Linked DNA regions of Mus musculus: region 1 is linked to region 2. A link is a loop called in an ENCODE intact Hi-C map of the cell type or tissue named here. Cell type or tissue: left cerebral cortex. All regions are shown on one strand. Region 1 holds the start of Gm40515 (a long non-coding RNA gene). Region 2 overlaps 4930546K05Rik (RIKEN cDNA 4930546K05 gene).

What was found. Hi-C counts contacts between places; a loop is a spot of excess contacts. Peaks named below come from ENCODE experiments on the same cell type or tissue, not always from the same donor. Only the 100,000 strongest peaks of a DNase experiment are listed, where the experiment ranks them.
Region 1: it touches region 2 in a loop (2.2-fold over the local background); 2 of 42 quality-filtered maps call a loop at or near these places.

Annotation. Positions count from the first base shown.
Region 1 is chr9:42,239,677-42,242,176 of GRCm38, forward strand. It overlaps Gm40515 (a long non-coding RNA gene), which reads right to left and starts at 1,952. Exons shown (of 2, transcript XR_870673.1): 1 at 1,745-1,952. In left cerebral cortex, CTCF peaks have their summits at 1,244 and 1,447; a DNase peak (open chromatin) is centred at 1,202; H3K27ac peaks cover 296 bases.
Region 2 is chr9:42,182,828-42,185,327 of GRCm38, forward strand. 4930546K05Rik (RIKEN cDNA 4930546K05 gene) reads right to left here. Exons shown (of 7, transcript NR_040754.1): 7 at 1-1,107. Among named protein-coding and RNA genes, the nearest start is that of Gm36390, 7.8 kb to the right of the region's middle. In left cerebral cortex, no CTCF peak of the experiment used is centred here; DNase peaks (open chromatin) are centred at 811, 1,409 and 1,623; H3K27ac peaks cover 1,242 bases.

The DNA of each region.
Region 1 (2,500 bases), 57 kb after region 2:
TACTAAAATATTGAATATGCTTTTAATGTAGTCTTTACTGCTTGATTCCATCTTCTAGCTCAGCACTTGATAAATATTTAGGTTGGCAAAATGATTTCAGCTAAAGAATGAATCTAACTGACAGTCTCTTATCCTGGCTTAAGTGTTTGAGACCTGTGTGGGGGTGGACCTGGGCTCTCCTATCTGCTAATTAACTATTGTTTCCAAACTGACCTGTTCCTTCACTGCTGTTAGGCAAATTTATAAGATCCTGGAGGAAGAAGCTGCAACTCACAAAGACAGCTGTGCTGAGACACTGCAGTAAGACTCAGGATGAGCAATTAACCAACCAACCAACCAAACGAGCAAACAAACCAAATCACATATCTACCATCTGATTCAGGCAACTCCTAGATATTTTGTTTTCCTTCAGGTTTCCTGGGAAGCCACATGCATACTCTAAAGCCTGAATTAAGGTTGATAGGTGATCATGAAAAGAGTTTCCCGTCATCCAAAAAGATGTTTACTGTATTTCTAAATATGGCATCATTAATTCTTAGATTTAGCACTTGCCTAACATATGTGAGTCCCTGGGTTCTGTCCCTAGAGCCACAAGGAAAGAAAGAGCAAAGTAAGTTAATTTGTATTGGAAAATCAAAATTAGATATGGAGACATTTAACCTTCTAGAATTGAGACCAGTTTTTCTGCAAACCTCCTGGGTCTCTCTGAAGCTCTTGAAGACATTTTCTTAATCTCTCACTCCTGGCTCTTAATCCTGCTGTTTAGAATGTTACTTGCCCGGTGGAGTCCATGTTCCCTGCCTCTGCCCAGAGCTCATCGGGAAGACTCCATCTCAGATAAACAGAATTTTCCTTGCCAAGCAAAGACATCCTTCACTCAACCATGACTATGGAGAAAGCCATTCTGGTGTCCTACAGCCCCACTGGTGCAATCTTGTCCCCACGAAATGTGCGCACACATGCATGTTGGATTTTATTTGGGGATTTGTTGTTCTGTGGGTTTGCCTGTTGTCAATGAGCCAAGCATGGAACAGGGGAGCTTTAACAGCCTTTGAAAGGATCGCAGCAGAGAGCTGATTTAGGAGTCGGGTTTTCTAAAGACAAGAGAGGGAGTAGATGACCTTTCCGGAACCCTCCAGTCTGAAGGTTTTATGATTCCATTCACGTCCTCTGTCTAGACATGAAATGTGGACGCGCTTGCTTTTATGGCTGCAACCTGAGAAAAGTCTAACTGCGCCACCTACAGTCTCATCCTAGAAACTGCTCTGCTTCAGCCAGGAACAGTACCAAACCTACCCCCGATACGACCCCCAAAAAAGAGAGGGAGAAAAACCCACTGGAAAGAACACATTTCAGAGACTATCCCCCAAGAATAAACTTGTGTTCTTGACCTAACCTTTAAACAAAGCTGTATAATAACTCTCTGTAATTATTTATTCATATAGACAATAGAAAATTTCGCTCTTCCTTTGACAAGCAGAGACAAAGACTTGGAGCGGCAGGTTAGCCACCCATGATTACACAGGAACCATGCTCAGACCACATGCTTTGACTATGAACTGATACTGGCATTGTGCCTCTCCCACAGTGTAGTGCCAGCATCAAGCTGTGCTGGCACTGTTTCTCCCCTCACACACAGGTCTTACATGCACTGTTCTACATCCCAGGCAGCCTGAACCTATCGTGCACCTTCTGATCTTATCTTTGTCCTTATAAATGTCTCCCTCCCATTTCTGTAACTTACCAGCTCCAGAAGAGCTCATGGCAGGGCAGCATCTTTTTCAAACATGCCAAAACCCTGACCTGGATACACTCTAATTGTCTCCACCTCACCTCACGGAGCCTCTCTGTTCCTCCCAAGAATCAGGTTCAACATTACAGCCTCAGAGAGGGCATCCTTTGATGTCATGGTGGAAGCAGTATCCCTAACTCTGTCTTACTCATTTCCTTTAAATTTCAGGTAAGTGTATCTTAAAGATCCTTATTTATCTGGGGATGGAACATGAAGCCCAAAGCTCTGATCAGTATGTTGGGGGCTCTGGTTCCCACACCAGGCTCTTACTAACACTGTTGTCTTTCTGCCATGGTCCTAATTGATGGCTTCAAGACTGAGTGATTGGGAAAGAAGACAAGAGGAAGAAGGAACACTTCCAAACCACATGAAGTTGTCTTTCCTAGCTCCCACCTCAAAGAGAATAAGAAAGAACTTATTTTGGACCTAAATGTAAGTGACTACAGTCCAAGAACACAGATTCATGTTGCCACAAATACTGTGCCCCGATGTGGTAACAGTTTTATCAAATTCCTATTGCAACAGAACAAAGAAAGTTATAAATCAAGAACTTTTAGAATACATTGGTGGGAGCATCAGACAGGTGGGTCTTACCAAATGTGGGAAGCTGTTATAGGTTACTTGTGTAATCTCATGGCACTCCTATCCTAAGCCAGTAGTTTGTTTCCATACTACATAAATAATGAATGACATTAAAGATGCTAAAGA
Region 2 (2,500 bases):
CTTTTGTAAGAGCTGCCATGGTCATGGTGTCTCTTTACAGTAATAGAACACTGACTAAGACGCTCGTGGTACCCAGGATTCGGCATATCACAGTCCCTTCACCTATCTTGGAATTGCTATAATCACCTATGCATGAACATTCACCCTGTTCAATGGGAAGCCCATTCTCCCTGAGCCAGAACTCTGAAACAACAGAGAGGCTGAGAAGTCCCATTTTCCTTAGGTCATACCCCTCAGCGGTAGTCTGTCAGCCTCCAGCAACAAAGCTCAAAGGCTCTGACTTAAGCTAACCTTGGTAATAATGATCACCTCCACCAGGGCTCACAGCTTCAAAAGCCATAGCTGTTCTCTTCAGAAAGCTTTGAGATTCCAGTTTCTCCACAGGCTTCATAGCAATGGCCTAATTGCCTTTCAGGAAAAATAAAATGCCCACATTTCTGAGCCTCCACCCCAAGGCCCCTAGGCCTTTGCTGTTCACTCCAGCAATGTTTGGGATTGCTAGTTACCAGATCTGATATATCTTCTCCAAGCTGTTTGCTTCCAGAGAAACAGCCCAAGGGACGACAGCCAGGGTAATGGGGAAATGAAACCATCCTAAAGCTTTCAAGTTTCCGAAAGATGAGCACATTTTCTTCTATGTTGTTCCCCTCACCTGCTCCTTGTCCTCACTGCCAACACTCCCTCTGGCCCAGATTTGTTGGCAGTCCAGGCAGGAGCCGACTGCCTACCAGGCATCCTCATTAAAATGCACTGTTCTTGCTAATTACGAGCCAAGATTCTCCCACGGTGGGCCTGGTCTGGGCACTGCCATTATCTTCATAAATAGGCTCTTTACTTTGCAAACGCTGCTGTCACAGTCAGGCATTCTCAACCTGGCAAGGGCTCTGTGCATTCTTGAGTGGTGGAGGGAATGTGTCAGCAAGAGAAGGCAGAGGTATTCATGCCAAAGCAAGGCTCTGTCCTGAGTTCACCCCACTCAGTCTGGGCAGCAGGCAGCCAACACAATGGTTGAATCCGAGACTCCAGCCATGGCGGGCAGCAGCATATGGACCAGATCTTCTGGAAAAATTTATTTCCCATCATTTTCATCTTTACAGCAAAGGCAACCTAGTCAATGTAAAAAAAAAAAAATGTTTTTGAGAGCTCTGTTTTTTTTTTTAAAAAGAATGTTCCCACCCTACCCTCCCCCCCAAATTCACAAACTGGATGGCGGTGTAGGGGTGTGTTTGTGTGTGTGTGTGTGTGTGTGTGTGTGTGTGTGTGTGTGTAGGGGGGACAGATGAGTGCTTGGTCTCCCAAATATGCCATATGCAAGCTTGTCTATGAGAATTTGTTTATGTATTTAACTTCCTTTGCCTACAAAGCTCTGTGTACAGTTTTCTGTTTAGTGCTCAGCCGCCTTTTCCAGTGCTAGCTCTGTCTGAATACAGTCTGCTCTGATCCCTTCACATATGCCACCCCTTTTCTGCACCATCAGGGTGGTTCTATGTCATTTCTTAAGTAGTGCCTACTGTATAATTCTGGCTTTGTCCCCATAGCACACCTGTCACATGTAGCACACCTATGGTCTCTAATCCTTAACAATGGACCTTCAATCTCATTTTGTAATGAGAACACTGAAGCTCAGGGATGCCCCTCCCCCATCCTTCTTCTTAGCCAGGAGCAAAGTGAGGCTTGAAACCTTTAGCTGGTTGTTCATGGTAAGCCTTCGACCCTTCGACCCTATACTAGGTTACAGAGTGCTGGGGGGAGATTCTGCTCTTAGGTGCTCAGTAGAAATGAGTCAAAGAACCAGCCCCACACCATAGCCTAATTAGCTCCCTAAGACATGCTGTCAAGAAGAGCTGTATGAGAAGATAGCTCAAAGTGTCAGGGCAGAGAACATGCCTTTTTGCAAATTCACAGCTCATGAAATTTACTATTAAAAGGGCCACAGGGCCGGGAAGGTTACCGGCCTTCCCTCTAACATTGGTGCAATAATGAAGCACTCCTCAGACTCTGAGGTGCAGAGGCACTGTGGCAGGATCCTGTTAAAGTGCAGGGGGGGTGTAATGCAGGGCTGGGGCTACTCTGAGCAGCCAGACAAGAAGAGACTGCTGACAGACCATGTAAGAGCACGTGGGATCCATAGAAGCAGGAGGCTGTGAGGGTGTGAAGCCAGGTAGGGCTGGGAGTGAGAGAAAAGAGGGAAAATGTCACTGTGTGTCTATCACTCGTTGACCTATGTCTCCCCTTATCTCAGACCCTTTGCCTGGAAACCCCTTCCAATTTCTTTGCCTCGGCCCCACCCCCAAACTTTCATTTGTCCTTGAAAACAACTTAGAGGTCATTTCTAGTAAGCTTTGCCACTCATTGAGACTCAGCTGAGTTTCTTCTCTCACCTCTGGATAATGGTTGGCTCACATCTTAGGTTCTGTCTGCCTCCACCCCCACCCCCAACCAGGACTGTGCATCCCTTGAGGTCAGAGACTACAAATTAATGAAGTGGTACGAAATGGGT